Linked DNA regions of Homo sapiens: region 1 is linked to region 2. The links are chromatin loops, found by intact Hi-C in ENCODE. Cell type or tissue: endothelial cell of umbilical vein. All regions are shown on one strand. Each heading gives the region's core, and the rest is flanking DNA. Links, peaks and the distances in the headings are about the cores only.

Region 1 (16,980 bases), core at 3,174-11,173, 49 kb after region 2:
GCTGTTGGACATCAAGTTTCAGAGGAGATTGAGTTGAGCATGAGGATAAGAGAAAAAAAAAAGTGTGTATTGGTGTCAAAGTCAGCTCTCCAGGATTCTTATTCAGATCCTAACCTCACAATTAAAGCCCCCACAAAAGCCCACACTGATTGTAGCCACCTTCACTAGAGTGTAGTTTAGAACCGCCCTTGGCACTTCCAACCCTCCAGAACACCTTCACCCTATGTGGCTTAGGTAAGGATTCCTTCCATGCAGTGTCGGGAGAGGTTTCTGGTAAATCAAGTTTCCCTCATCACCTTAAATTTCTAGTGGTGTTTTAACACCTCACTGATAAAAATTGTGCTGGGTCTGCTCACCAGGCCACCTTTATTAAGAATTCTCCTCATCATTCTAATTACACACACACACACACACACACACACACAGAGGCAATAAAGATTTTTAAAACACACACATTTTAACATCTTTGCTTGATTTAGATCTATTTATTGCAAGAAAAAGCATCAGTTTAAACTTCCCTGGATACCTTTTTAAAAATCATCTCTTCCATCGATTCTTGTAAACTCTAAATGTATGAGAGAGTGGAGTTAGGTATATTTTTAGTGTGTTTTATGCACACTAGTACATGAGGCTCCCTTGTATAACCCTTTTTACGAAGCTTCAAAGGTAATTTTACATTTATCTTTGCATTTATGACATTGTTGGTCATGATGACCACTTGATGCCTAGTCCTTATAAATGGAGGCAACTCCTCCATCCTGGTATTGATGCTATGGAAAGATGAGAACCATTTTACAACGGCCCACAGGATGATACAATTTGCAACATTAGAACACAAGGAAGGTCTGCATTTATTATGTGTCAAGATTGTCAAGCAATCGATACAGAACTGGTTTTGTATCCCAAAGAAATAGAGATAGATTCCTGGAATGGCCATTAATGATAGTTAAAATAAACAGAATTCTGTGTCGAATGGCTGCTTTAATAGCAGATAGGCTATATAAAGAGCTCTATTAACCTAGCTGGATGCTGTATGCCAAATACCTTCCCTTATTCAGGGGAGATTTCTTGGAAAAAGTAGATCCTGTGGTGAATTTTAAAGAACAGCAGTTATATGATTTTATCTCTTAGAAACCCAGTCTCTTAGTTTCAAAAACACTCCTCAAATTGCTTGGTTCAAAGGGTAATTTCCCAGTTTGTTTTTATCAAGATTATGTCTATACTGAAAGAAGCCACAAGACAGGAGGAAATGCTCAGGCTTCCAGGAATTCAAAGTCAGATGGATTCAAATCCCATCTCAGCTGCTGCTTAAGATATGGGGCTTGACTTAATTCATCTAAGTCTCAGTTTCCTCCACTGTAGATGGGGAGGCGTAATATAATGTACTTCCTAGGCAGGGTCCAAGCAATAGATGTAAACTGCCCAGTGTCTGGGCACATCAGGGCACTCAAAAACTTGTAGCTAATTTAATAGCAGAGTTAATGATCAAAAAGGTAGAACCAGGGACCTTGACACTGGCAGTCATCTCTGCATGTTATGATATTTTCTTTTTCTTTCCTTTTTTTTTTTTTTTTTTGAGATAGAGTTTTGCCCTTGTTGCCCAGGCTGGAATGCAATGGGATGATATCAGCTTGCTGCAACCTCTGCCTCCCAGGTTCAAGCAATTCTCCTACCTCAGCCTCTCAAATGGCTGGGATTACAGATGTGCACCACCATGCCCAGCTAATTTTTGTATTTTTAGTAGAGACAGGGTTTTGCCATGTTGGTCAGGCTGGTCTTGAACTCCTGACCTCAGGTGATCCACCCGCCTCGGCCTCCCAAAGTGCTGGGATTTGGCTAACTTCTTTTTTCAGATCATTTTCCAGATTTCTGCTCTACATACTACCTTTCAATGAGGACTCTGCCAACCACTCTATTTAAAATTACTGGCCAGGTGTGGTGGCTCACACCTGTAATCCCAACACCTTCAGAGACTGAGGCAGGCAGACCCCCTGAGCCCAGGAGTTCAAGACCAACCTGGGCAATACAGTGAAACCCTGTCTCTACAAAAAGTACAAGAAAAATTAACCAGACACAGTAGCAAATGCCTGTGGTGCCAGCTACTCAGAAAACAGATTAGGAGGATTCACTGAACCTGGGAGGTCGAGGTTGTGAGCTGTGATCACGCCGCTGCACTGCAGCCTGGGCAACAGAATGAGACCGTCTCAAAAATAAAATAAAATAAAATAACACTCTACAGTCTTTCACCTCAGCACTTTACACCCTTGTTTATAGAACTTGCTTTCTAACCATATAAGAAAAAAAAATTCTTGTTTGTTTTACCATTATTATCTGTTTTCTCATTAGAAGATAAGCTCCTCAAGGGCATTTTGCCTGCTGATCAATTTCCAGTACCTGGTGATTTTCTGATATTTGTTGAATGAATGAAAGAACTTCACTTAGATTTGTTTTGCATTTTGAATGCTGGATTAGTCAAAAAGGGGTGATGCTTCCTCCCAGTACTCACACCCCAGCTTTAGAGTCAGGGCAACACCCAGTACACTGCTAACCAAGTGTCCTTAGAACCAATGGAAGGCGGTCAACTAGCTCTAACATAGGCATACCATGTAGTTGTGAGTGACAGAAAGCTTTGATAGGCTTCAGTATTCACCGCATGCTCTTTTGCCTAAAATCCTTCACATTTATGCCCATCAAGTGGCACAGGGGAAAGATGTTTGAACTTTCCATGAAAACAGTAGGACACGCTTGCTAAATCAACACCACCCTGAGTGTGATGTCAATCAAGTTCATAACGTTCAACAGAAACCTGCTTTTTGCAATTTGTGAACAGTTTTCACATCCGCTAACTATTCATGCCTTGTTCGAGCAGATGTGTCAACATCTCAGCAAAACCCCAAATATCAATCAAATGGCAATGACTGGAATTTTAATCAACTACAGGAGTTCTCAAAAAGAATGGAGAAGACTCCATGGCAACAAACATGTCACAAAGTGGATAATGCCTTTTAATCCTGACTACTGAATCTTCAACATCCACCCTACCCTTCTGCAAGTAGAGCACAAATTCTACAAGACCAAGGACTATGTTCATGTCTTGTTCCCTGCACAGTGCTCGACACCTAATAGGGACATGATAAATATTTATGGAATGAATGAATGAACTTAGTTAATTCAAGACATACTTCAAAGACCCTTTACAAAACCCAATTGACACGGTTCAAGGACTAGGCATGAAAGACAAAAATTTTTTTTCACAGGATGGATGAGACTTGGCAGCAGTATATATGGACAAAAATCTGAGAAGTTTTATTTTTCTCAAGCTTAATGTGAGAAGAGGGCCAACTGTGCAATTCATCTGCTAAGTAAGCTAATGCCATCTCAGCCTAAATTAATAACTAATAGAAGCAGTGTGTCCAGAGGATAGGAAATAATGGTTCCCCTGCAGTTTTTACTGGTTAGACCACACCTAGAGGAAGGTTGTACAGGTCTGAGTGCACATTTTAGGAAGAAATACTGACAAAATGAATAGTCCAGAAACAACATCTCATAGGTGACAGCAGAAGGAATTGGGAAGCATGAGCACATGCCTGGCATTGCCAACCAGAGTAAGAGAGGTATGTGGAGCAGTCCCACATCCCATCACCTTGGCCAACCTCAGCAGAGCCACCAATTCAGCCATCTCAGATGCATGAGCAATGAACACTTGTTTTACACTCCTGAGGTTTTGTGATTGTTGCCTAGTTCAATTGCAATAATAGATAAATGACAAAAAGAGAAACAGTGGAAGATCTATTAAATACAAGTGGAAGCAAAATAGTTCCTTTTCCTTAGAAGAAGGGAATGGAAAAACCGATTCAAATGGCTCTCAGGAAGAAAACTTTGGATTCAGAAAATTGTAGTTTTATAAGGATTGAAGCCAACCATGAAAAGAACAGGCTTCAGTGAATTTGAGCTTGGAAACCAACAAAGCTGGCCACCACACCACAGCTTCTCCTGAACCTGACTTGCTCTGGCCTAATACTACTGAGCTTGAGAATTCACTTAGGTCAAGGATATTATCTGTTTTGTTTTTACGTCACTATACATTGAGATAACAGTGCAGGATCTGGTGCATAGTAGGTATGCAATACATAGTAGGTAAACCAAAAATGAATGGAGGATGCCAAAACTGGCCTCCAGTCCCTGGATCCAAGAGGGAAGATGGCTGAAACTGGCTCAAGAATCTTTCATCAGAGGTCACCACCAGCGCACCATGAAGTCTGATCCACTGACACCAACATCCCCTTGAAATCAGGCTCCCTTCCTCCGTTCTTTCATTGCTATCATTCAGAGTTACCACTTTCTTTTAATCACCATGAAGAGGGATCCCACGTCCTTTACCAGGTACACAGGGATTCTCAAGACTTAGTCCATATCTCCCTGCCCTCCTCATCCCCCACCACACCCTACCTCATCCACTGGTCTAGTGGTATCTTGCACACTTTGCTCATGCTGTTCTATCTGCTGGGAACATACATACCACCTTTTTCTTTCTGCCTGGTGAACTCAGTTATCCTTCAAGACTCACCTCCTGTAAGTCTTTTAGGAAGATTTCTCCAAATTCCCAAGTAGACTCAATTAAGGCCCTCCTCTATGTTCCCACAGCACTTTGTGAATATATCCATCTTATCACCTACCATGCTAAACTGAAATTGTCTGCCTCCCCTACTAAATAGTTCCTCAAAGGTGGAGACCATGCCATTCATGGTTGTAACCCCGAATGCACAGTGGCTGGCACAGTAGACAGTCACATGATAACAGAACTAAATCAGGAGTCAGACAGCTGCCCATCACTGCGAGAGATCTCGCAGAGACCAACTGGCCATCACTCCAGAAGGGAGAGAAGAGATTCTTGTAGCGCCTGGAAGGCTGATTATACCAGTGGCACCTAGGGTCACGTTAACCCCATAATTACATGATTTTATAAATCTCCATTCAGATTTTTGGGGATTGGAATAGGAATTAAACACATAAGCACTTTGCACTTTTATTTTTTTAAACAGCTCACCTCAAATAATTAAAATTCCTAAGGAGATAACTATATATATTACTTCCATGAGCCATGAAACTGAACTTTCAGCTCATAATTCTTAAAGTCTGTCTTACTTCTGATTATATAATGCTTTAAAATTATCATAATCAAATAGTAATAAGGACATAAAATGCAGAGCCTAGCAGAAAGGCAAACAGATTTCAGCAAATATTTTTAAAAGCTATTTTATCCAAGCTCCTGAAAAAAGGACAGCATTAATAAAGAACAGACCAAGTGTCTAGAAGAGGTAGTGGCAGGGTAATTTGAATACTTTGTGTCACAAAATTTTTAAATATCCATGTTTATAATTTTTATGGATTGGTGAGCAGCAGCCTAGGAGAACAAGAAGCAAGAGACAGGAAAAGGCACTGATTCCAAGAGAACAAGAGCCTGTAGGGAAAGCCTCCAAAGTAACGCGATGGCATTTATATTGGCCCTGAGCTCATGATTCGAGCCTTCTGGAGTGTTCTTCCTCTCAGATGGATCCTGATGCAGGCGTGGCACATGCCATGTTTTAAAGATCAGTATATGGAGATATAAAGGATGCACCACACAGATAGAGGGCCCTGTCTACAAGAGAAGACGGTTCTTCTTTTTACAGACTCTTCACACAGCTCATGAACACATAGTGATATGGTTTGGCTGTGTCTCCACCCAAATCTCATCTTCAATTGTAGCTCCCACAATCCCCACAAGTTGTGGGAGGGAGTCAGTGGGAGGTAACTGAATAATGGGGGCAGGTCTTTCCCATGCTGTTCTCCTGATAGTGAATAAGTCTCATAACAAGATCTGATGGTTTTACAAAGTGGAGTTCCCCTGCACACGCTCTCTCTTGCCTGCTGCCATGTAAGACGTCCCTTGCTCTTCTGCCATGATTGTGAGGCCTCCCCAGCCATGCGGAACTGTTCGTCCATTAAACCTCTTTCCTTTATAAATTATCCAGTCTTGGGTATGTCTTTATTAGCAGCACGAGAACAGACTAATACACATAGAAAGCACTTTCTCCACTATAACAGGAATTGGTAAACTTTTTCTGAAAGGGCCAAATAGTACACATTTCAGGCTCTGTGGTCCATATGTTTTCTGTTGTATCTACTCTGCCACTGTGGTATGAAAGTAGCCATGGATACTACATAAATGAGTGAACATGGCTGTATTCCAATAAAACTATGTTTATAGACACTGAAATTAGAAATTCACTTAATTTCCATGTATTATGAAATATTCTTCTTTTATTTTTTTCCAACCATTTAAAGATATAAAAACTATTCTTATCCCACAGGCCATGAACAAAAGGAAGCAGGCTGGTTTTGGCCTGCAGGGTATAGTTCCTTGACCTCGGCTTCATCCAAACACTCTAATTTCATCTCGTATTTGTATCCTTGGAGTGCCCAATGCCAGCAATACAGCCTACCCCTGGAAGATGCCCAGTATTGACCATTTGAATTTGATAAAAGTAAGTGCTAACTTCATGATACAACTATATAAAGAAAAGCAAGTCTTACCAGTGTTATTTTGTCCTGAGCAACTCCTTTGGAAAATTTTAAGAATCATGCACTTGTTTGGAAGGATCTCTGAGCCTAGCAATAGAAGGCAAGGCTGTTATAAATATCCATAATTATGAAAGTTCAACTAAACTCATGAACTCTGTAGATATTGCTGGAAGGATCAAAGACATATTTCCCCTCACAGTCCATCTGTATTCTTACCTAATTAGACAGCTGCCTTGACAATGACTTTAGAAACTTACTTCTCATCTTGAATGGGATCAATTTCCTATCATGGAGGAAGAAAGATAGAAGAAACATTCTGAATTTTTGGAATCAAAGAGTTAGTCTCCAATATGAATACCTATGAAAGGAATTTCTTTTAAACCTAGATGTTAAGAATAACTTTCTTCCTCATGAGAAATTAACTAAGTCTGATGGAAGCTAAAAGCTTTGTAATTAATCATATTTTCCTTTTTGCTGTGGCTGCCCGGAAACTCAGAGTAAAGTGTGTGCCCCGATTATAAAAGTTATATTATCTTTTGGTTACACTGATATTTTCCACAGTCAAAGCTTTTACTTTTTCCCCCAACTATAACTTAATATTTTTATGTTTCCAGTCCTTTGTAGAATAAGAAGGAGTACCAATTAATTCATTAATTCTCTAATCTTAGTAAGCTTGCATTTCTACTCAGGAACACAATCAATCATGTTAGCAATACACTCACTCATATCAAGATGAGCCAAATGAATAATTTCTTTCAAATATCTCTTTTCAAGGTTGTCTTTCACTTCTCCATATGTTTCTGTTCTTCATCTGGCTGTTAGTTTTTTGTTGCCATGGCACTTAACATTTATACAAACAATAAAAAACAAGGAAACAGTTCCTGCCCACTTCCTGTCAACTCTTATCTGAATTTCAGGCCAAGTGGTGTATGATTGATTCCAACTTGAGGCACCTAGAGATGGTGAAATGAGATGGCCTTGAGCCATTTACTCCAGAGCATTTTGAAAGTAGAAGGCTCATTTTTTAAATACCTAGGAGAATAAAATGAGCTAAAGGTATCAAATTATTTTTCCTATTGATTCAGTCAACAGGTATTAATTGATCACCTGCCACATGTGCTAAATTAATACCTGTTGACTGAATCAATAGGAAAAATACATACACACAATATAAAATTAACCAATTAGATTCTATATCAAATTTTGAGTCTCACCTTGTAAACAGGATAATCAGTTTTTAAATAGCAGCATGAGGGACAGTGGGCATAAGAAATGGCAGCCACACTGAGGATACTGGGGGTGAAGCCTGCCGTCTCTTACAATTTGGGTACATGGCCAAGTTTTATTATTAGGTTGGTACAAAAGTAATTGTGGTTTTCGCCATTACTTTTTATTTTGCCATTATTTTTAATGGCAAAAACCACAACTACTTTTGTACCAACCTAATAATTCAGACAGCATTCTTTGAAATAGAAGACAAATCCGACAGAAACTAGATTAAACTGTAATAATCTTACTCAATAAAAAGAATCTATCCACATATAAATCGTGTTGATTACAGAATGATTTCTATCTGTTTCTTCAAGTAAATCTAGCAAAATTTCTATCTTATATGCTTAAAAAATTTAATGAACAGAAAGCAAAAGTATCCTTCTTTTTAAAATGTACTATACTTTGCTTATCACTAACCCACAAGATACATGTGACAGAAGTAAGAAATCCACTCTGCTCTTGGAACACGGTGGTTAGGAGCCAGACTTAGGTTTGATCCCCAGCTCTGTCATACGCTAGCTGGGTTATTTTGGCCAAATTGTTTAGCTTCATTGCACTTGGTTTCTTCATTTTTTAAGTGAGGGTACTATTATATTGTTCCTAGTGCTATAGTAGAGAGAAAAAGAAAAAAATGAAGTCCTTAAGAATGTTATATAATAAAATGACTAAGGGCAAGGGCAAGGCATCAGCCTCCTGGGTTCAGCTTCTGGCTCTATCCCTCACCGAGTGCATACCCATGAGCACGGACTTCACATCCCTGTGTCTCAGTCTCCTCATCTGTAAAAGAAGAACACTAGTTGCATCTACTTTTTTGGGTTACTGTGAAGAGTAAAGAATAGAAATAAAGCGCTTAGCACATGGTGAGCACATACTAAATGTTAACTATTATTAGATTAATATCTGGCATATTGTAGGTACTAAATAAATGGTAGTTAATATTAACAGGCCCAGCACAGTGGCCCGTATGCCTGTAATCCCAGCACTTTGGGAGGCCAAGGCAGGATGGTTGCTGGAGTCTGGGAGTTTGAGACCAGCCCAGGCAACATAGTGAGACCAAGTGTCTTTAAAAAAAAAAATTAACAGTAGGGGACAAAATGGGAAAGAATAGAAACCATGAGTTTTCACAGGTAGAAAGGTCTCAGCAATCATTCAGTTTTATCTTTCACTCCACAAATGAGACAACTAAGGACTAAAGCAACAGAAACTACCCTGCCCAAAGCCCCTCAGCTCTGGAGGCAGAGCCAGCACTGCAACCCAGCTCTTTACACCTCCAGTCCAATGTTCTTGGCCTGAAACCACACTGCATACTTAGTCCTCCTGCCTCTAGGGGTGATGGAATTATAATGGAAACCAGTTTTTCACGACTCTTCTCCAAAAAGGAAAAAACGAGATGGGGATTTGGGAGTTGGAACAAGGTGAGAGCAGCCACTGGCAAAGAGACAAAATTGAATACTGTTCCTCAATATTTGGAACATATATCTGGAAGGCATCAGGATTTAATTTTTGGTGAAACTGGCCAAGGGTTTATAAATTAAAAATATAATCATAGGAAATAAGAATGACTTGGGGAATTATGGACTGATCAATTACACTCTGGGATAGGGCCAGTTGATGGTGTCATTAATCAAACAAAACAGCCCAGCTTTTTGAATAAGAGAAAATTGACTGAACAACTAAAGAGATTAGTTTAGTAAGGTTTTTGGTGGAGCGGGGGCAAAGAGGCTCTCTTGGATGAGTTTCTCATTATCAGGTATTTCTTAAAATGAGTTGAGTGAGATAAAATGGTTGTGAAAATACTTTAGAGGAAGAAACTATTCAGAGTACTCAGTTCAACACTCGCATTTTACAAATGAGAAACAGAAATGAAGAAAGCAAATCACTGGCTCAAACTGACTTGGCTAGTGTAATTTCAGGGCCTCATGGTAAGATTATAGATTAAAGTGTAAGCCTTAAACAAAGGGTAGAGATAAACAGGAGAAGTGCAATGATCTGTATCATTGCAGAAGTATACATCATCATTCACTGAGATCTTATAAGGTGCCAGGCAACATGCTACGTTGATCCATATGCCTTTATTCCTCACAAATTAATGAGTTAGGTACTATTACTATGCTATTTAATAGATGGGAAAATAGAGGTTTAGGGAAAAATATGAATGACATTAACACCTGCCAGCACCATTACTATAGTCATCTTTTTCTGAGCACATACCATGCACTAGGTAATGTACTCACTGTTTATATATATATATATATATATATATATATATATACACACACACAAATTATATATCATAAAACATTATATGTATTTATAATGTATATTATATTGTATTTATTTATAATATATGTATATTATATGTATGTTTATATTTTTATATTTTTATATATTATTTATGTATATATTATATATGTATATATGTGTATACTATTATATATGTATATATAACATACATATATTATATATGTATATATTTATATCTGTATATATTATATATGTATATATTTATAATATCTGTATATTTTATTATATATTAGCTCATTTAATCCTTACTATGGTCTTATAAGGTCAATACTATAGTTAATCATCATTTTACAGATGAAAAAATGCGAAACTTAAATTATTAGCCCAAGGTCACCTTGGGCTGGGAAGTGGCTAAGACAGGGGATGAAGCTGGGCCTCTGCAGTTAATATCTTTAAGAATAAAAAGCACAGGAAGACAGATACCACATGATCTCACTTATACTTGGAATCTAAAAAAGCCAAACTCATAGAGGTAGAGAGTAGAATGGGGGTTACCGGAGGCTAAGGAGGAGGTAACAGGTGGGTGAAGAAAGGTGACATGTTAGTCAAAGCACACGAAATTCCAGTTAGACAGGAGGAGTATGTTCCAGTGATCTATTAGACAGCACAGCGACTATAGCTGATAATAATGTATATGTCAAAATTGTGTGAAGAGTAGATTTTAAATGTTCTCACCACAAAGAAATAAGTCAGCAAGCTGACAGTTAATTAGCCTGATTTGATCATTCCACATTGTATAGACATCATAACATCACCTCATCACCTTGTATCCCAGAAATATATATAATTATTACTTGTCAATTAAAAATAAAATAAACATTGTTTACAAAAAAGGATAATAGGAAGAAGAAGATGCAAAGAAAAATCTCCATTTGCAAATCTTTGACTCTTCCAGTAGTAAAGACCTGACAGGGAACTAGCTCTCTCTGTCTCAATCTCGGTCTCAACCTCTCTCTCTCTTTCTCTCTCTCGCTTGTCTCTCTCTCTCTCCATATATATATGTAGGTATGTGGAATCCTTGGCATTTCTGTGGCTAATGGAACACTGAATTGAGCTAGGGGAAGAATGGGGCTTACCTAGGAGAGTAATTTTTGCTCTGATTGTACTAAAGCTCATTACTATTTTAGTGCCATAATCTATCACAGGGGAAGCAACACATTCATTGCCTGGAATAACATGCTAAGTGGAACAGAAAATCAGGTAAGAAAATAGTGTGGTTAAAGCATCTGAAAGACTTAGGAACAAAGAGACTGAATGATGGGGCTAAAAAAGAATAAAAAAGAAGAAAGTTGAGAAAAAAAACCACATTGATTTCATTCTATAGATAGGCAAGCATAACAGAACAACATAAACAGCTGCCCAAGGATTATTTTTATTAAAAAAAAAAAATACAGGCTGGGCATGGTGGCTCATGCCTATAATCCCAGCACTTTGGGAGGCTGAGAGAGGCAGATCACTTGAGCTCAGGAATTCGAGACCAGCCTGGCCAACATGGTGAAACCCCATCTCTATGAAAATTACAAAAATTAGTTGGGCATGGTGGCGCACACCTGTACTCCCAGCTACTTGGGAGGGTGAGGCAGGAGAATTGCTTGAACCAGGGAGGTGGAGGTTGCAGTGAGCTGAGATCACACCACTGCACTCCAGCCTGGGTGACAGAGTGAGACTCCATCTCAAAAAAACAAAAAAAACAGACCAATGAAGGCTTCTTTCTACTCTACATGGAAGGTAGTTTTCTATTTCTATAACATATTTTTTATTCCTATAACAATATATCATCAAATATCTGCTTAGAAATCTGTTGACAGAGCCTGGGAAATCTTGATGAATGAATAAACAGGTAGACCAAGCAGAAACAATTTCTTGTTTTCATAAAGCATTCACCCCAATGTTAATATTTCATATTGGCAAATTTAAGCAACCTAACAGTTGGACCATGTAAACTATGGCCAAAAAAAAATTAAACTGCCAAGTAAGTATGAAACGAAATGGATATTCTTGACTGAACATATTAATATTTTGACTTCCAACTGCTTAAATACATAAGCTCTGTGCTGACTTGACTTTTAAAAAAGTTAAACCTATGACTTTTTAAATGAATACTTTCTGATCAACCATAAGAGATGATCACTCACTCATTTATTGATTAAATAACCATTTAATAAAACATCAGGTAGCTCCAACAACCCTATAACTCAAGTTGCAACAGTGTCCTTTCAGGAATGAGTAAAGGAGCCTGTTTGGGGGGAGGATGTAAAAGTCGTTGTCGAGGTCAACATTAAGTTTAGAGCCAGATAATAGGGTAACTGCTTGATCACCCTTGCTGTGATTTTCTAGCAAAGCTCTTTGTTTTCCATTCCTGATGATCACTGCCCTTCACTTTCCACAGTAACTCTCCCCTCGTACTGACGAACAGGAAAAAAACACTCAAGTCCTTTCTTACATAATGTGTTTTTTTGCAGGAGATCCAGAACTCAAAGATCCTTGATGCTTTTTATCAATTCCACTAAACGTCAAGGACAGGAAATAAAAACATTTTTCTCTTCCGACTCAAACACAATACCCCTTTGTGAAGCTGCTAAAAATCTAGAAATGGCAAATCTGGGAAAATTTTCAGGTGAGCGATAGGCATCAAAATATTTCATTTTTGCTAAAAATATCTCTTAAGTTTTTCTTAGCATTCCAACTCACATCACACTGAATTTGAGTACAAAGAACAGAATCTGTTTTACCCTTGTATTGGCAGTGACTTTGAGGTTATACAAAGGAGTCAAAGTAGCCTGTCCTATGACACTGAAGTCCCTGTAGGCATTTGCCAGTTCAGAGCAGTTCCTTTCAGAATGGAAACAGGAAAGATGGAAAAGGGAAGAGAGATCAATGCAAAATTCTGTATCTTCATTACTTGGCAACTGGAGTTTCAATCAAGGACCCAAGAGGTAACTTAGGCAAGTTGGGGAGTCCCTGAAAGCTAAACCCATGACAGTGAATCTTGTGTAGTCCTCAGCAGCTGCCCCAGCACAGATAAATGAGGCTTTCTAGGAAGCATAAGCATCCTAATGGCAGTAAGGCTGATCCAGTGTCCAGAGGGAAACGTGGTGGCAACAGAAGACACGTGTGGTCTGGGGTAGGCTTTGATGTTGCAGCTCCACAGCAACAGAGACACATGAGAAGAGATCAAAATAGAAGAACCACCCAGCCTTGCTTGGAGAGGAGGTGGAATGGAATGGAATAACTAGGTAACTAGGTAATAGAAAACCAGGTAACTAGGTAATGGAATAATTAGGGAACCACTGGGCACCTGGAGGCTTCTGGGCTCTTCTCTACTCTGCAGGCTTCTCTCTGACACATTAGAGGCCTCCCAGACTCAACTGCTCCCCTCGACAGGAGCAGAAAATAGACGACAGCTACATTTTCTTCAAGTCTTGCCAAGAAAAACCTTGCAGGGTTAAGAACACAAAAGCCTTCAAATATCTTGCTACTGAGGTTCTTTCTTATAAGTTTCAGTGTATACCCACACACAGAGAGTGAAGAAAATTCACTTTGATTCAAAGGGTTCAAGAATGTTCACAGTCTTTCGAGGAGTCACTATGTTTTTAAACTCTTTCAACAGCTCTATTTGTTCTCAAAAGAGTCATAGATTTATTTAATAGCAGTTTATCTTTCAGTTGGCCCATTACAAGCCGGAGCATAACACGTAAAGCATCCAGCATAATCACAGGTTTGGAATTGAGAAGGCTTGGTGGGGGTGGGGGGGTATCTGAAATATAAAGACAATATAAAGGCAAAGAGTTTGTCATGTTATTTGCTGCAGGGAAGCATGTCCATAGGTGAAAAAGTTGAATTTCACATAAAAATATAGAAGTAAACATCTGGAGAAGAAAGACTTTCATGGCAGGTTTGTGAATACGCCCCTAAAAATCCATCGCCCATTTTAAAGAAACAACTAGGGTCTGTGGAGCAACAGGGTGAAACAATCGTTCACTTAAGATACAGTAACATCTTTCTACCAAGTGATAAAAACCTATCACAAAATAAATACACACCACATGTGCTCCATAAAAGTATAACACAGAGGCGCCTTTGTTTTTTTAACAGAAACCTGGCCAAGATGTGAAGACCCAGACTGTGGCGCTATGTTTGGGACTCAGAGGTCTGACACGGGAGCTGAGACTCAGACCAAAGAATTAAGATAGTAACAACATGTTGTCAATTAATCATGCTCATAAGGTGGTCAAAATGACCATGAGGACACATTTCAGTCTACCGGACAGTATGCCAGCTTTCATTCTTGTGCTCAAAGACAAAGAAGAAAGCTTTAATTTGGTGCAATATGGGCCGAAAGTTTAGTTGTCATATATATTAAACTCAGCCTACAGTCTTACTTGAGTAAATTTCATGAAAAATCCAATTTTCTTAAATGTAAGTTATGTTAGGGAAAAAACACTATCTCCACAGGAGCTCAGAGATGTCCCTAACAATACACTCAAACATATTTCATGTATTTTATGTTTTTATGTTTAAACTTATAAATGTAAATTAATATATTTCTATTAAAATTCATAAAATATATATGTACATTTATAATATAAATTAAATACCTTCAGCTGAGTTAGACATTCTGTGCCTTGAAGGACACCAGTTATTTTAGGAACAAATACTCTTTATTGAGGAAGAAAGTGCTGGATCCACCAATGGAATGAACACCCACATCTCTTAGACATAGTTCCATGCGTTACCTTCTTCCCCACAAACCGCATGTTTGTGCAATTAGCTTTCATCAAATCAACATATTAGTCACCAAAAAACATGCTGATGAAAACAAAGACAGGCTAGTTGCTTATTTCTTGAAAGTGAACAGTTCCTTTGGCCATTATATAAGATAATCAGTTTTGCCAGCATCGAAACAGATAATGCTTTAAAAATAATGTGAGGACAATGTTACAATTTTTTCAGTTCTTATTTTCAATTTATTGGCGTTGACTCATATGAGCCCTATATAGCAAGTTGTTCTCTCTTACTGTAGATACCTGCACTTACATACATATAAGACCATCCTCTGACTTCAGGAAATACTGAGGTCAGGTTCCCTGGCAGTAGGGAAGCTGCTATGATGGGATGGATTTCTGGAAACAATTGAAATATCAACGTGGAATAAACTTTATAAATACTTATCTTAAGGGAGTGTTGGCAGAAGCAAGGAAAATGGGTCAACTTCAGGAAATAGCACAGCCTATTTAAAGGCAAAAAAATCAAGAAACAAAAGGGAGTTCAGTTGCTGGTAAATCAGTTTTCTCTTTCTAACAAGTTTATTTATATGCATTTTTCTCTTCTTCCTATAAGGAAGGTATTTTTTCCTTCCTTTAAGTTTTTACTGTTAAATTCACACATTCACATTTTTTTAGTCCTTAATTACCCTGACTGAGTAATTTGAGAGCAGAAACCTCTGGCCATCAGGAAAAAAAAAAAGAAAAGAAAGAAAGAGAGAAAAACACATGTCCAAAAATTCCCTAAGCTTTTCCATATTCCTAAAAGCAAAATGTAACACTAGCAGTGTAAATAAAATCAATACACTGAGAACTCCTAAGGCTGGTTCTCAATGGAACCAGCCATTCCATTCTTGGAATGAAAACCTGAAACGGAAACGAGGAAGATGAAATGAGATTCTACCTAAAAAGACTCCAACAGATTGAGGGCTAGTGTGAAAATCCCAGGATGTGTAATGAGGGGAGGGGAGTAAGCTCTATGGTCAGAGCTCCCATCCAGCCCAGAGTGGCCCAGCAGAAGTCAGGCAAACACAGACGCAGTCCACATCGCTGCTCTACCACAAGCATGGCTGAGTTCGGCTTTTCAGATGTCGGACCTGGGGTGGGCCCTAGGAGGGGCTCAGAAACCAGAGCGACTTTTCAAGTTGTGTCCTTTATGGTATTTGCAGGGAAAGGGCCAACAATAGCCAAGGGGCTGTTTACCAAAGTCATTCTCCAGCACCTCCCACAGAAACGCTTGTGGAAATCACTGCCAAAGCTTACATGGGAATCAAACAGAAGGAACTGAGCACAGCCATGTAAAACATGCCCCAGTCATTTCGTAAGCTCTGTTTCTTCACAGATGGCTGCTGTGGAAGAAATGACTGCTTACAGAAAGCAGAGATCCAAAAATTAATCCAGCCACTGGGATGAAAGCAGGATGAAAAATGATCCTGTTCTATAATTCACATTGGTGATTTACCAGGTCTGGGCTATAAGACATCTAGGGATAAAACTGCTACTCAAAAGCAGATCTGGCAAAGGTGAGGAAACGGTGTGAAGGGCAGGTACTGCTGAAGATCTCTAGAGTCAAAAAAGGATTCACCAAATTAAAATAGAATGTTTCACAGACCAGTAAAGCCAGATGGGAGTTGGTAGCTCATACATATCCTTGTATTTCCAAGAGATGGGAGACTCCAGACTCTGAAAGGGACCAAACACAAGCTCACCTGCTGCGGCAGTACCCAGAGCTGAAAAGAGAGGATGCCAAAGGAATCCAGCCTTCCCGAATCTACACTCTCAAGGCTGGGCTTTGGGACTCTAAGGGTCTAATAAGCTATGGCTCTTATTTTATATCATTACAACAACTGCTTTGGTTCCTTCATTCTTTCACTACTTACCTGTGCTTCTTTACATTTCACAGGTTGATGATACATTACTGCTTTGGATTTCCCTTCAGTTTCATGGTTCAATCCAATGCCCACGTCTACATTTCTTTCACTGCCTTTATACTGCTGTACAGTTAGACTTCATCTGCTACTCCACACACACACAAATCTCTCCCTACTTCCTCACTCCTCATTTCCTGTTGGGAGCT
Region 2 (16,980 bases), core at 4,433-12,432:
CACCTTTACTATAGAACTTAACAAGTTGCACCCTAGTGAATCATTTTTATGCACATTTCACCCACTAGAAAAATGAATATAAAAATTTGTGGATAATCTCCTTTGTGAAAGAAAAAAAACTAATTTCAAATTTATTTCAGCCTGCATATGTGCAGAAGAGATTACAGTTGTCCCTCAATATCTGCTCTCCTAACAAAAATGCCTACAGTTTTTAGCTGAAATAAAGTCTACTTTCCCCAAGTCTTTGCTTGCAGCTAGATATGGATGCATGACCAAGTTCAAGTCTGTAAGATGTAGCTATGTGTGTAGTGTGTAATTTCCCAGAGGTGTGTTTAAAGGGAGAGCATGGAATCTTCTCCCCGCCATTCCTCCCTTTTCTTGGCTGAATGTGGACATGATGGCTAAAGCCTGAACAGCCATCTTGGATCAGCAGGTGAACAGCCATGGGTTGAGGTTGTTGGTACAAAAAGACAAAGAAGCTTGGGCCTTCTGTTGGTGAAAAGACATGGAACCCCACATCAGCCCTGGACTGCTCATGTCCACGTCTCATTTATGTGAATTAGAAATAAAATTGTTGTCTTATTTTATCTGTTATTTTGAGGCTTTTGTGTTTCCCAGCTGAACCCGATCCTAACTGACAAAATGAGATTATATATATCACATATAAAACTAGTATTTCCAGGTGCTCAGATAGTCCAGTGAAGTTCAAGTCATTTTCTCTCTAGATGGAGATATGGCAGTATCATGGCTGGCCATTTTTGCTAAGAGTCATGTATCCAGGGATACTACTTACTCCACCATGTCCTGTGATGTTACCTACATTCAACAAAAAGGGTAACAGCTGTTAACAACAGGTCATTTTACAGCAGTTGAAGAAACTAACTGTAGAAAGAGAAGCTAGGAGAGTTGAAGAAACCAATAGCTGCTCAGATTCTACAGGAGCTGGACTAGTAGTAAGAAATGTCAATCATGAGAATAAATCAGATTCCAACAGAATCTAGCAGGGGAACTGTGAGACAAAGCTTCATGACCCATCTATTATTATTCAAGTCCAAATTTAATATAAAAACAATAAACATTTAGACATCTCAAATCCAGACTGGATGTTAGATGAGAAATTAAAGGGCAAATAAGAGGTGAGACTGAGAAGCAATGAGTTGTGCTTCATTGTGTGTCTGTGTTTATTTAATTTTTAAAGGAATTCAGCTTAAAGTACCTTGTGTATGTGCGTTATGACCAATATGAAAGCTTTGGCCATTTATAAATACATGAGCCAGACTGGCCTTAGCCAAATGTGAAGAACTATCAGGACCATTAGCTTTAATTTAAGGAAAGGAAAATAAATGTTTAGAAAATTGGAACCAATTCTTGCTTTCAGTATTAAAAGAAAAATTGCAAGGAACTGAATGTTTCTAGTTCATTTATTTTGCATACTAGAGAAATGAGGAAGAGTAAGGCCTCAATTATTTGTCCTCTAATGTGGACTTTATCCAAAATGCCTGGAGGGGCCGGGTGCGGTGGCTCACACTTGCAATCTCAGCACTTTGGGAGGCCAAGGTGGGTGGATCACCTGAGGTCAGGAGTTCAAGACCAGCCTGGCCAACACGGTGAAACCCTGTCTCCACTAAAAATACAAAAATTAGCCAGGCTTAGTGGTGGCTGCCTATAATCCCAGCTACTCGGGAGACTGAGGCAGGAGAATCACTTGAATCTGGGAGGCGGACGTTGCAGTCAGCTGAGATTGCGCCACTGCACTCCAGCCTGGGCGACACAGCAAGAATCCATCTCAAAAAAATAAAATAATTAAAAAAGTACATGGAGGTCCATTATAAATAAGCCTTACCTGTACACTAAGGCGGGTTGGGAGGGCCTCTCCTGGGTAACACTATGTACTAGCCATTTGTATGAGTTGTATATTGCTGGACCTTCAGATGAAACATTCAGGCAAGTAGTACACATGAAACATTCAACTGTTTCCTTGACAAATCCCTACCTTAGGTCAGTCTTTTCTATACTCAAAGAAACAAATGAAGCTTTTAACAATGTATGAAATGTTTTCCAAATTCCTATGTCATTCAAAAACAGTGGCTATAACATGCACATGTTAGAGGAGAATGCATTTAATGTATCCCGCCTTGTCCAGAGCGTATGCCAAGGTAAGAGCTTGGTTCACGTTACCTCACCCACATCAAGGCCCCAGTGGGTAAGCAAAATGCCCTTTAGCACAAAAGTGCAGAGCGAGTCTTCATTTTTGCATAATACTGCATTGTTTAATTCAAGCATTATTCCCCCAAGAAAACAAGCACTGAGCATCTTGGCATACAAAGGCATATACTGATAGATTGAATTTGCTTTTTTGGAATTAAAAAGTTGGATGGAGCTCAGAACTCCTGTTCTCTGAAGGGTATGAAAGTGCAGGTAGGTGTGACATGCATGAGGCAAAGATGTCATTGGTAAGACAAGTGATCGTTTCCTTGAGTGCATATCTTTGGCTCATACCATTCCACAACCCAGTACTCTAGTAATCTTAAAAACAAGCAAATGTGTAGCTTTCCCACCTTGTCTAACGCTTATGGGATAAAGAAGAAAAGCCAAGTTACCTTTCGCATCTGAGCCAACAATCCTTCAAACTCCTTCAGGTTTAGTGTCGTTCCGCTGTAGGATGTGCAGCTGTTTGCTGCTTTTCCCAGCCAGTAAATGGTAACTAATACCTGTGGAACAAAACGCACAAGAGCAGATTTTTCCCTCAAGAATGACGTTTAAACTAAGGAGTCAATAATGTACCACTAACAGGAAGGCAGGAAGGAAAGAGCTGATTTACATCGATTTTAAAAAACCACCACCCATGAGGTATCCATTAAATGTAAAATCACTTTAATAAGAACCCAATGCCATGTCAGGCAACACAAACACGGTTGAGTAGTTAAAACGACTCCAGCGTTAGGGAAAGTTAGGTAGTGAGGAAATGATCTCTAAGACAGCAAGAAGGAAAAATGAATCTACCCACATTATCTTTTATGTAGTGAAGGTTTCACAATTTTTCAAAAATGCTTTGGAATCTTTATCCAGAGAAGCAATGAAAGAGACTGTCAATTCCTTTTGAGAAAGGTGCTTTTGAAGGCCCATAATTTCTACTTGTGGGCACAGAGGTTCCGCTAAGGCCAATGGCAGAAAAAAAATAAAATCCCAAACAAGTGATAAAGGTTAATTAGTGGTTCCCAGCACAGGATCAACATAATATATCTAATTAAAGTCAAAAGAAAGCAGTGTCGTGAAGAATATGATCTGCAGATACCTAGCTTTGGGGTATAGTTAGATTCCCATTAATCTGAGATGGGAAATTTTGAGCCTTGACAAGGCTTGCTACCAATTAAACAACCTTGGATATTTAAGAATGTCTATGAGTATTCAATGGTCTGAAGCTACGGTCCCAAGTTAATTTTGTTCTGTATTTCCAAAGAAATTGTCCACAAAAGCAAATCCTCTTTACATTCACTTCCCATGAAACCCAGCAGAGTCAGCTGAAGATGAGCTCCTTCACACTGAATTACAAGTATCTGAGGCCCATGTAGAAGCTAAGATGAGTATTTTCTTTTCACACTCTGTCTTATCGCTTCAGCCAGTCTGGGAAGTACTTATTGTGCCTCCTTCTACTTGGTAGGCCAGAAAATGTTTCGGACAACATGGTATAGTTACATGAGTCCAGCTGGCGACAGACCCAAAATATGGTTATGTGCACTGATGCTAAGAGGTGATTCTGTTTTCTACCTCTGTGGGAAAATTTTACTTCATGAATCCCTCGAAACTTCCAGAACATCCTTTTGAACTGATTGCTTACAAATAAATTTCCAGAGATTCAAACGTCAGGACATTAACTAGGACCATAAAATAACTAATGTGTGCTGAGAGTATGAGGCTATCTTAAAAGGTATAACGGGGGAATGGAAAATAGACTGTTGTGTTTTAGGTTAAAGGTTTTCTGATTTGTTTAAAATTTTATGATGAAAAATGGCGTATACCTCTAGTTTTATAAAGGAGGAAAAAGAAGATAAGAATGAAAATGCCAATCAAATATAATAGCACCTAGGGAAACTTTTTTAAAAAGAGGCTTCAGCCAATTTTAAAATTTTAGATGCAGAATGTGACTTCTTTCATTCCTCAATCTAAACTGAAAATAAAACAGCACTAACATACTTGCCTTTTGAAAATAAGATCTACAAAAAGTTCATTTGGGCAAGTACTAATAAAAGTGCAAAAGATTTAAAGGAGAACAAAATACATAGAGTATAGGCCCATGGCAGTCAACACTATTCATATTGTGCAGATCTTACCCTACAACAATTTGCCAAACTCCTTAATTTAATAATCCCATCTGTGCCTACAAATGGAAAGGGGCTAATGTTAGTATTGAGCCTGATCATTTTGTGTTTAAGAAACTGAATCATAAACAGAGTACAAGCTTTCACTTGTTTATTTCTGGATTGAGCACTTATCTAAATAAAGAGAACCACCACCACCCCAGCCCAACACATACACAATTTACTATTTTTATTTCTATCATGGTCATTAACTATTCTATGAAATACACATATACTTTTTTCTAAGGACTTTTTCCAGCAAGGCATATGAGAAACACTGAATTAGCTAAATTTTACACTTGAACCATCAAAGATACAAGTTTGGAAGTTAAAACACTTACATTTTTCAGCTTCCTACTATAATCAAGGCTCCTAGTCAAGGAAAGGGAAAAGAAAATATTGTCAGAATAGCAGATTCTAAATTGTGACCTTTCCTTAAATGCCACTAAGATGTACTTGAAGCTAACATATATAATGAAATCAGAAGAATGTATTATTTTTTAAGGCTTAAGTTTTGTGATTTCGGGCACTGAATAAAGTTAATTAGGAAACAAAATGTAGAAGGACAAGGTGGGATTAAAGTTCCACAGTACGCTATAAAAAGACGATGCTTTATAATTTCTGGAAATAGAAAAAGTCCGATCAGAACTGGGACTATTCATAGTTGTGTTCTCAAAGATTAACCACTGAAGATTCTGCCTTGATTATAGACCACCGTCAAACTGAAATCCGACTGCACTTCCAAAATCTTCATGCAAGTATTTTTAACACAGGTCTAAAACCTTATTTAATTAGACAGACCTGAAAATATGTGTACAAGAAGGAATCCTATCCAAATATTTGTTCTTTTCTGCTCTGGACATAAATTAGCACTGGGAATAAGCCATAAGCAGGAAAATATGCCTGTTATGTTCAAATATACACACATGCATGCTCAAATATGCACCCATGTTTACTCTCTAACTATAAACAAAAAAGCTACTTCGAAATATTCATACAATGAAATAAGACTTCCTGCAAAATTATTTCAAAGTTTTTTTAACACGTCAACAAATACACACTAGAAAAAACAAACTGCACTTCTTTTTTCCACAGTAACTTCGGTGAGGGGGAAGGGAGTGTAAGACTATCATATAAACCAGTCAAGAATTCCTGCAAGTATTTAGACCCTGATTACTTCATTGCAGCATACACTGACCTAAAGTACATATTAATGAATAAGTGAACCATTTTAAGTCCATTGAAATTTGAAGAAATAGAAAACAAGTAGCATACCATGGAAATAAACCCATCAACAAGGACATAGATTGAAAGAAGCATTAGTCCAGTTTGGATTTGATTTAAAAAATGTTTCATGTTTCTGTTTTTAATAGGAAAAAAAATGGGATGTCCTTATCTGCTTGGATATCTGCTAGGGTTTGTTGTTGTTGTTGTTGTTTTGAGACTGAGCCTCACTCTGTCGCCCGGCTGGAGTGTAGTGGTGTGATCTTGTTTCACTGCAACCTACACCTCCTAGGTTCAAGCGATTCTCCTGCCTCAGCCTCCCGAATAGCTGGGACTACAGGCACGTGCCACCATGACCAGCTAATTTTTGTATTTTTAGTAGAAATGGGGTTTCACCATGTTGGTCTCCATCTCCTGACCTCGTGATCTGCCCGCCTTGGCCTCCCAATCTGCTAGGGTTTTTAATTTAAGAAAGAAACCAGATTTTTAAAAATCTATAAAAGATTTGAAACTTTTATGGAAAACAAATTAAGAATAGGGAACATAAAGCTTTTTCTGCAGTGATGATAAAAGTTCACTAAGACTGTAACCCAGTGCTAAAAATTATGCTTGGTACATAGTAGAAGCTCACAAAATATTTGTTGAATGACTCCCACCTATTATGTGGAAATACTTCCAAATTTTGACAGAGACACTCGGGAGCAATCCAGAGCCTGCGTACATTTCGTCCAGTTGCTTTGATTCCTTGGAATAATACTTGCTGTGTGCCTGTCTAGATTACACTTTCATTTCCCATCAAGGTTGTCTGGCATCCATTACAGGTAGAGTTCACTAAATTACACATGCAGTAATCACTTGCAGGCTTTTCCTCTTTTTTTTTTTTTTTTTTTTTTTTTTTGGTCTACTCAAGTTTCTTCTAAAAGAAAACACACACACACACACACACACACCACACAAGAAAAACTGCCTATCATGAAAGCTAAATGAAAGAGTATTTTCTGAAACAAAACTTCCAGAAAACCATCCAAAGCTCTTCTGTGGGATCTATCCCTATACCTTACTGCTTCCGCTAGTAATTGGTGGCAATGGGGTGCTCCTCTCTGTGTCTACAGATGTCCTGCTCAGCTCTTAGAGGGACAACAGAGAAATATAGCAGTTCCACTTTAACTACCTTAGTTTACAAAATCTGCATATGTTACAAGCATTCCCTGCACAGTGCCAAATTAAACCAGCATCACTTATCAAAAATACACGAAATCCGATAGTTTATTCCATACTCTACTCCTTACTAAAACCAGAAACAACTTTCTACGTACTGTAAGTGAATTTATAGCATCATTTTAAGATAAAATTCTTTATGTTCTTTGAAATACTCATACAGTAAAATGTTTTTTCTCTATAATGATTCTGAGTTCAACATCCTACCCTGCTTGTGGACTGCCACGCCCACCACACATGTCCTTACACATTATCCTTCAACCACACCAGTTACTTTTCTTTCTTTTAAACATGAAGCTTGTGGTTCCTCTTCCCCTGACTTTGTACCTGCTCTTTCTCTGTCCTGAATGCCCCACAGATCTTCCCACAGCCTGTTCTTCCTTCCTATTTGTGTCTCAGCCCCCAGTTAGTGCTCAGCTGAAATGCCAGCACTTCAGAGAAGCCACCCTCAACCACCTCCGGACTGGCCACTGTCTTTTGCTTATCACTCCATTTTATTTTCTTCTCAGCACTTATCACTTCCTGCAATGATCTTCTTTGTTTACTTCTTTGCTTCTCATTTCTTGACACTGGATTGTAAACTCCACATGAGCAGAAGACCTTGGCTATCTGAGTTCATTCTATTTCTCTAGTGATGAAAAGTATCTAACACACAGAAGCTGCTCAGCAAACATTTGTTGAATGAATGAATGAAAAATGCCAGGGTCATGGGGGAATGTGATGGCAAAGTATTGCCTAAAGAAAATAAGAGTACCCAAGTGAAGGAAACATTAAAAAGAAAATGAGGAGAAGAAATACAAAAGGAGAGATAGATGGAAAGACGGGATTAAAAAGGGAGGGAAGGCAGAAGGAAGAAAAGGAGACAGAAAAAAAGACGGAAAAATCAACAGGAAAACAAAAAGATGGTACAGTAACTAAGAAGGGACTGTATCCACGTGTCACTTGCCTACGTGACATTTTCCCCTTTAGATTTCTTTCCACACCTTGATTTAAATCTCTTTTTTTTTACAAGTCAGTTGTTCCATCTTCCCATATCTGCACTGAGCAAGCTTGACCCAGAATCATACCAGATGGAATATTCCATCCAGTTTCAATTTTTAGATGAATACATGGGGCCTGCTGAAGAAGGGAGCTTAACCAGGGCTTCAGATCTAGTGAGCAGCAGACCTAGGGCTAGATCCTCATTTTCCTGATGCCCAGTTTTTTGTAGATAAGCAATAAAGGTGATACGAGATTTGAATTTTTAAAACCAATCAGGCTCAGAATTCTGGTTTAGTAACATACTGATTTAAAGTGGCTCTAAAAAAAAATGAATGCAGCTGCAGACACTTTCAAAGTGACCTTTCCTTCACCCTCCAAGCAATGTGTGTGTGACTAATTATTACCTACGAAGCTGCACAGTTGCTATTGTTTCTGGTCACTTGCCACCCGGGTGAAACTATGAATGGGAGATGAGGCAGAACCTAAAACAATTTCCTAAAGTGAACAATGGTTTATAGAGGATAGATTTAAGTACAATAATAAATGGGGCATGTGATGACCAAGATGAGGTTTAGTGCGGTTTCCATATTCAAATATCCTGATTTTTATTCTGTTATTTTTTCGCTTAGTTAAAATTTTTCCAAGAGAAGTTTTAAAGAATGGCATATTGACAACAGAAAAGTACTTTTAGATAACAGATCACTACTAACTCTCCCATATTCCCAGTCATGAATCACAAAATCCAACATAAACCCCAAATTTTATTTTATCCAGTAGTTCTCATTTTTTTCCTATTTTTCCTCATCCTTTTTAAAAAATAAAAAATCAAGCAAATAGTATAAAATCAAATAGTACAAAAAATCAAGCAAATAGTATAAAATCAAATGTATAAAAATCAAGCAAATATAATATAAAAATCAAGCAAATAGTATAAAATCAAGCAAATTGTATAAAATTAACAGCTCTGAATTTTGGCTTCTCTCCCTTTTCTGTTCCTTCATGATAAAATGACTCCAAAAACAATCAAAAGAAGAAAAGTTACCTATTCACAGACCCTATCTATGTAACTATGTTTATTATTAAGGCATATCCATGTCAAACATTGTTTGGCTAAAGTGGAAAATGTTTTATATGAAATCAGTAGGATCTAAAGAACTTCTAAACTACAGGAAAGTTATCTCTGCCATCTCATACCCTGGTCACAAGCTATTTCTTTACACAAAGTACACTGCTGTCTCTTTTATTGTGACATTCTGCTCCAAGAATTATTTGGCCCAAACAGGGCTCATTAAGTAGATATAGTCAAAGTTCTTGATCCATCTTCAAAGAACTTGATCACTGACACATATGAGAAGACAGTTACACATGTAAATGAAGAAGCAAGTTCTCCATAATCTAATGCTTTCTTTGCATAACAGAGTTCAGATCTGTTTACCTTCCAAGAGCCTACTCAAATGTTCAATTGGTGCCAATAAAAGTTTTTTGTCTAACACACTGATTCTGTGCCTATTTCTTTCTTGCCTCTCTGTTAATCTTTACTTAACATTTTTCTCCTCTTCAAAATTCAAACTCTATATGCAAGAATTTTGCATTCAAAAAATGATGTTTGATCAGAATGAAAGCTATGCACAGAGGGAAAGTCAATGTGAGTTGTTTTGAAAGTTGATTTTTACCTTCACATTTTTATTTTATTAAGCATAACCAATTCTCTGTCTCTTAGAACTTACAACATCATCACAAAATTGCAAATCAAACTATAAAGGAGTTTCCCTTAAACATAAATCACGCTTTACTTACTTGACTGTTACTCTGTTGGATGTATCCTGGAGGTCACTCGGGTCAAAAAGTTGAGATTCTTTAAGGCCGAGCTCTTTACAACCTCTCAAGAATAAGATAATATTGTCCTAGAAGGAAAAAAAGAAATATAAGTCTATATTATCTTAGATTATCTTTATGAACCAGCCCCTCCCAAGTTGCTGTAGGGATACTGGTCACTAAGGCAGCTATGGTCAGGTCTAAATCATAGCTTGCATAACAAATCATACTTTGTTAGGAAATGCCAGATAAACAGACACTTCAAACCTCCAAACCCACAACCATGCCAGATTCATTTTTTCCCGTTAGCTTGACACATTTGTATAAAACTGCAAGTAAAATGCCATTAAAAAGGAAAACTTAGCATTGTTAGGGGGAACTGTACTCAAAAACAGGTATTCCTTATTGCTTCTTTGTCCATGTCTTGTTGCCTAGAATCTGGTTGAAATTGATTTCTTTTCTTTTCTTTCTTTTTTTTTTAAAAAGGTTTTTCATCTTTAGCAAGTTTTTCTTCTTAATTGATCTTCTAAAATATATTCTTTAGATGTATTTTACATCCTTTAGGGATTTTGACTAGTAATACCTCTTTGTGGATTATACACTGAGTTAAATGCAAGAAAAAAAATCTAGACAATCGAAATGAGAAAAAAGGACAGGGAAAGCTTTTAAAATACTAATGCAAAAGACTGTCAAGAAAGTGAAATTTTCTCTAGCAGATACAAATTTACTTTGAATTGGCAGGCACCAATGACAATTAAGGAGGGGTCTGTCTTCATCTATTTTAAGTCATTAAGTACAAACAAATGCTTCTGAAAGGGATTGCAAATTGTGGGTCATCCTTTTGGAACTCCAGGGTATTAGTCAAGAAGTTTACCAGCTACAAGTCTCTAACTGTTCTCTTCCTAAAAGACTTTTGAAGGTGCTAACTGACCCCATCAGTTAGTGAAAACTACAGGATAGGGAATGTCGGCTCCAGAAGCCAGACTGATGTGAATCCATCTGAATGCTGTGAGAAACATGCTACAAAAATCTGAAACGATGGTGGTGATTACAGAATCACGTATTCACCCACGTGCAATTCAACTTAGTGAACAGAGAATATTTCCAGTTACCCAGTTTGCAGTCAGGATTCTAAGATAAACCCCAAGAATCCTGCCCCCAATGTACACACCTCTTCTTGAGTGCAAGTGAAATCTGTGAATATGATGGGCTATAACTCTGTGATATGTCACTAGCAAGTTGACTTGGAGTTAATCAAAAGAAAGATTATCTGATTGGGCCTGACCTAATCAGGGAAACTCTTAGAAGGTGAGGTCAGAATTCATGCTGGCCATGAATTCTATAGCTGCAAGGAGATGAATTCTGTTAACAACCACATGAGCTTGGAAGGAGCTTGGAAGATGTTCAGATAGGACCTCAGCCCACACTAACACTTTAGTTTCAGTCCTGCAGGACCCTGAGCTAAAAATCCAGTTACACCATGTCCAGACTGCTGACATTCAGAAAATGAGAGATAACCATTGGTGTTAAAGACATTAGGTTGTATGCAGTAATAAAAAAATTAATACATCCAGGCTCAAAATAACAACAAGAACAATAGCAATAAGTTGCTAACCTTTCTATAGCCCTTATTATTCACCATGCATTATTCCAAGAACTTTACATATATTCACTCATTTAATTCCTGTACAACTTTATGAAAAATTTTGGCAGATGAGTGATCTAAGGCACAGAACAATTAAGCAAATTGTCCAAGATCACACAGCCCCCAAACGATGGAGGTGCAAAACAACATGTCTTATATGAGGAACTGAAGCATAAAATCTGAGGCCAGCACCAAAGGAAGATGAGGCTATGCAGGTAGAGGCTGATCATAGACGCCTCGAAGGCCATGGAAGACAAGTTGCAGAATGTCACAGGGGGGCTATATCTGAGAAGTGAAAACCCAGATCTATGGTGGAAGGAGATTGTTGCAGGTGGGGTTGGGGGGAGGTAGACGGTGTGAAGGAAGTACTAAAAAGGAAGAAGATGGGAGACAGGGAGAACAATGACGAGTTACTACAACTTTATTTTCCCCCAGTGAGGGTGGCTTCATCCCAGGATGTTTTCTTTCTGGGTAAAGCCTAGGTCTTTTTTCAGCAGGCAAGAGATGCCATTGTTCACAAGACCTCTTGGAGGCTGACAGTGAGCTAGCTGCTCAAAGTCTGAAGTCACCTACACCCTCACCAGTTTCTCCTTCGGTTACTTTCCACATTTTTAAATTATCAAATGTAAGAGTTCCCTCCCATCCCCTGAGTTTTGCAGTTTTCCACTTTCTTGGCCATATATGTTTCATTGATTGACACTGTCCTAGGTAGAAAAGAAAGGGAAAGAAAGCAAGGATTGAAAAAAGTGGTGATACAGAGTCCATTTTAAAGGACCCAGATTTTCTAGTTGTGCATTGATCATCCTGTCGCTGAATTTAAATATAACATCTTTCTTTCCAAAACACTTATTTTGTCCCAATATTTCAGTTACTTGAAATAAATCGTTTTCAATCCTTTTTTCTAGTTAACTTTGTTATCACACGGACATATCAGTTTATCACTGATTTTAGCTATGCAAACCATGCCAGTCTTACTTGCTTCCAGACTTGTCTTTACTCAGTACTCAGACTTCCAATTTGGGTCACATCATTTTCCAGAGACAGCAAAATTTTCTCCCTGGAATTTTGCTTTTCTTATTGCCAGTGGAAGAAGTACATGTGGATGTTCATTTGGTACGTTTACATGTAAATGATCGGTTACAAAAATGGTAGAAAAAGAAGGAATAAAAGTCACATACTTTACTATTACTGGAATATTTATGAGCACGTATGGAGATAAAAATTAGTACAATAAAGTATTGCTGAAAAGTGGAAAAATACTTTGTCAATATGAGAATCAAAGCTTGCTGGTGAACTTTTTTATTTTTTTTTTTTTGAGATGGAGTCTCACTCTGTCACCCAGGCTGGAGTGCAGTATGCAATCTCGGCTCACTTCAGCCTCCACCTCCTAGGTTCAAGAGATTCTACTGCCTCAGCCTCCTGAGTAGCTGGGACCACAGGCATGAGCCACCATGCCTGGCTAATTTCTGTATTTTTAGTAGAGATGAAGTTTCACTATGTTGGCCAGGCTGGTCTCGAGCTCAAGTGATCTGCCCACCTTGGCCCTGCAACGTGCTGGGATTACAGGCATGAGCCACCATGTCCAGTTGATGAATTCTTTTTTAAAAGGCTTTAAAAAATTTACTCATTATTCTTAAGAAAATAGGTTAAAGATTGGTGAAGGCTGTAGATATCAGACCATTATGGTGAATTATGTGGGGCACTTAATAATATGAACTAAACATTTATACCTTACACTCTTCAAGCATTTGCCATCTAGCTACCAGGTCTGTTCTGAGGATGTACATGGATTATTTCATTTATTTTCAAAACAGCCATACACAGCAGGTACTGTTATTGTCTCCATTTTCTAGAGGAGTAGTTGAGGCACAGAGAGGTTATATACCATACCAGTCACCCCGCTACTAAATCTGACTCCCAATTAACTTCACACAGTGGAAAAAATAAAATAAAGTTTCCCCAGATGTTAAAAATGCTAAGTCTGAAAAGTGGCAATTCCTTTTCCCGCCTCTCCAAATTTCCAGGTGCCTTATTCTGAATTCAGCCTTCCTGAAATTTCCATTTTAGTTCTCTTTCTTCTTGTCTTCTCTTTCTCTATGATGTTCTTCTTCCTCCTTCCCTCCCAACGGCAAACAAACACACATACATATGCACCCTCTTAACTTACTTGGCTCTGTGATTCTCAAATGCTCCACTGCTCTAGCCTTGAACAATCTTGAGGATACCACATTCAAAAACACGTGCACCACTCACTTACAATTCTACCATTCAGGAACAGTAAATAAACCCTTTACCCCATGAGGCAACTCCAAACCAACGAGTGACTAGTACAGATCCAGGTGAGTCTTCACTTGGGAGTGCAAGTATCCTCTGACTGGCCTTTAAGCTCTGAGTGCTTTCTGCCCAGAGGAAAGCAAAGGCTGAGTGTTGATGCTCTCTGGACATCATTTGGCACCACAATAAAAGACAAGACCTGTGACCAGCATGTAGTCCCCTAAGAGGTGCATGACTGTGACCCCCACAGATTCTCAACAAGGTGCTCCTCCTATGTGCATCCCAGACACACAGATCTGGGATGCACGCCTTTGAACACCATGCTGTGTTCAGCGTGCAGCCTGCAAACACAAAAGCTTTGTGCTGCCAGCCAGCCCAAACAATTTGGGCTAGAAGATTTAAATAACTGCAGGTCTGTTTCCAGCTTCTTGCTACAACCTAATGATGCTGGAGGGGAGCCAGGCCCTAGGCAGAAGAAAAGCCAGAAGGAAGAGCCACCCAGCCAAGAGCTAGCAAGGGCAGCCACTGGAGCAAGCGAGAAGGGCTGTGCCTTTAATTACATAAAATGCATTCTGTGAATTCTCATCTGCCTTGCTGTTCACACTGAGATTTTTCCACATTTACAATTTCCAGCAAAACCCAAAACTTAGTGTGTTAACTTTGGAAGCCAAACACTAAAAGTGTCTCAATCCCAAGGGAAAAGAAGTACAAGACACTGCTTTACTATAATGGCTATATATTTAGCTCTTACTATCGTGGAGCTAACAAACCCATACATCTTTGCAAGAAGTTTTTAAAGGACTCTTCAAAAAAGTCAATGTCATGTAAAACAAAAATTGGCAATCAAAGCCATCATGAACAAATGCAATGTATGATCTTTGATTAGACCCCAGATCCCAAAGGAAAAACTAAATAAGGGTGTAATAGTCTAATTTAAATATAAACTGCACATTGGATGATATTACTCAATGAATGTTAATTTTTTAGGTGTGATCATGATTTTGCATTTATATGAGAGACTGCCTTTATTTTTAAGCATCCACATGAATTATTTAGGGGTGAATTATCATAATGTCAGTAACATAACTTTCAAATGGTTCAAAAAAAGTATGCATGTATATATATGTTCACACGTGTGGGGGAAGGGAGAGAGAGAGAGGTTGCGAGTATGTCTGCCTGTCTGTGAAGACAGAGATAAAGCAAATAGTAAAATAGTAACAAGCAGTGAATCTAGATCAAGGGACAGTCAACTTTTTCTATAAAGGGTCAGATAGTAAATCTTTTAGGCCTTGTGGGCCATATGGTGGTCTCTGTTAAAATAATTCAACACTGTTGTTGTAACCAGATCATATGTAAACAAACGTGTGTCTGTATTCTAACAAACTTTATTTATGAAAGCAGGCATTGGGTGGATTTGGCCCATAGACCATAGCTGGATGACCCTGTATTCGCTTATTCACCATACCATTCTTTGAATTTTTCTGTATGTTTGAGATTTTTCCCAAAAAAGGTTGTGAGAAAAGGTTCTTGACTTTCTAAAAGATATATTCAACTAGGTAGGATTGTGACTTCATTGGTAAAAATCTATTCCACAAAATTCAAGGAAAAATGGTTGTCACCTCTGAGATGACCACTGCAAACTCATGGCGGTAAATCCTCAGGTGCTACTGATGGAAAGTTACCATTTCTGGCTAATTGGCAAGTACTGCATAACATGAGTCTCAGTTCAACAGAAAGGCATAACATAAAGTTCCTCAAAGAGTCTATTTTGTACTAGACAAATATTAATACATGAATTTATACCACTGTTTATGTAACTTCCATACATTAAACCCTCCTTGTTCATGGGCCAGTGGTTTCTCATTTCATTGATTTGTGGGCTTGCCCTGTGTATAAAAACATTTCCCAAGGGCTATGGGTAAGACCTGAGCTTGCTACCTTCCCAGGGCCTCTTACTCTAAAGACATCCTTGCAACTCACTCCCTTTCCTTTCACACTCCAAAGGCAAGGTGAGGGAATAGCCCAGGATGGTCTCTACCCCAGAGTGTAGCAAAGTTCCTGACATGTACAAGTGCTCACTAAATATTTAAATAAACTCAATTCAATGTGCTACGTACTCTTCTAGGTATCTGTAATGAATAAAACAGAATTCCTTAGTCTTCACAATCCATCAAATAACTGGAATTGTTCAACATACACATAAACAGAGTTCTGACATCAAATTAGAAAATAGAAGTAAGAGAATAACAAACATATCAAGGAACAGGGCACAAATAGCTTTTCTAGTTAGAATCCCAGCCTTGTCTGCTTCTTAGCTACGTGTCCTTGGGCATAGTTCCTAACCTTTCTGATCCTCAGATTTCTAACTCATAAGGTGGGGGATGCTATCGACCTGTGGGGATGTCAAAATTACAGAAAATATACATTAAGAACACAGCTCAGCGTCTGGCACCTTCTGGGCACTCATTGTCTGGGAGTTATTATTAAGACATTCTTGTTCACTCAGGTCAAGAAAGGACCATGGAAGATGCGATGATGAAGAACAGTTTATCCATTTATGAAAAACAGGCACACTGTGTAGGTATAGCCCTTGCCAGTTACATAGGAGATGGCAAAGAAAAAAAAAAGATAGTTGCTGCTATTGTTACTTAGTTGTTATTAACCACCAGCTTGACAGTTTTATACAAACAGCCTCAAATTTAGGGGCAGGCTACATACCAAAAGTTCATTTGGAGGGTAGCTGCTTATAAGCCATCATTTGTAATTAACCCACAGAAATAAATCCTTGCATGGTGGTTCTAAGTTCAGGCCAGAAAAGCTTATTTCATCCAAAGTACACATGAAGGAGAGTAGGAATTACATGATGGAATCTAAAAGCTGGACAGAACACTTCAGTGGGAAAACATATTCAGAGATGCCAGGTGCACTTGTCCTCTGACTACAGTTGGATCAAGGATCCCAGCAGTTACAGAAGAGGTTTCCTCAGCCCATGGCAGTGCTATCAGAGGGAGAAGGGGCAGGAGGAGGGGGCTTCATCCAGGCCCTTCTTCCTCTTTTCTTCAGAAGGCAAGCAAGAAGCTCCTTGCTACCTTTCTCTTTCTTCAGTTGTCATTTCCATCTGCAAAAAGGTTTCTCTCTTTCCTTTATCTCCTGCACAGAGCAAGCAGCTTTCTGGCTCTGGGGCAGACACCCTGCATTTGGTAGTTCTCTGTGGAAACCAGACAGGGAATGAGAAGCTCCCTTCTGTGCCCAACCTTCTTGGCGTTATTTCTTTTACCCCAATAGGGAGAGATCAACATGATCATGGATTTGCGTTCACAGAAAATGAAGGGAATGCTCATTTGGGTTTCAAATGAATCCAGACACCTTTACTGCCACATATTTAAAATGCAATATATACATATAAAGCATCCATATAATTCTCAGTTTCCACAAATGAAAAGACTAGGTGGAAAATATTAAAAT

The links. Hi-C counts contacts between places; a loop is a spot of excess contacts. Peaks named below come from ENCODE experiments on the same cell type or tissue, not always from the same donor. Only the 100,000 strongest peaks of a DNase experiment are listed, where the experiment ranks them.
Region 1: a loop joins it to region 2, with 2.1 times the contacts of the local background. A loop is called at or near these places in 4 of 110 quality-filtered maps.

What each region holds. Positions count from the first base shown.
Region 1 is chr4:41,540,992-41,557,971 of GRCh38, reverse strand. All of the region lies in intron 1 of LIMCH1 (LIM and calponin homology domains 1), which reads right to left. LOC105374423 (a long non-coding RNA gene) reads left to right here. Exons shown (of 4, transcript XR_001741667.2): 1 at 1-4,383; 2 at 6,354-6,527; 3 at 12,603-12,757; 4 at 14,236-14,518. Among named protein-coding and RNA genes, the nearest start is that of LIMCH1, 11 kb to the right of the region's middle. In endothelial cell of umbilical vein, for the core only: no CTCF peak of the experiment used is centred there; a DNase peak (open chromatin) is centred at 7,451; H3K27me3 peaks cover 497 bases.
Region 2 is chr4:41,591,625-41,608,604 of GRCh38, reverse strand. LIMCH1 (LIM and calponin homology domains 1) reads right to left here. Exons shown (of 32, transcript NM_001330672.2): 2 at 9,579-9,685; 3 at 4,700-4,730; 4 at 2,601-2,711. The coding sequence starts at 2,609. Among named protein-coding and RNA genes, the nearest start is that of LIMCH1, 62 kb to the right of the region's middle. In endothelial cell of umbilical vein, for the core only: no CTCF peak of the experiment used is centred there; a DNase peak (open chromatin) is centred at 8,164; H3K27ac peaks cover 750 bases; H3K27me3 peaks cover 272 bases.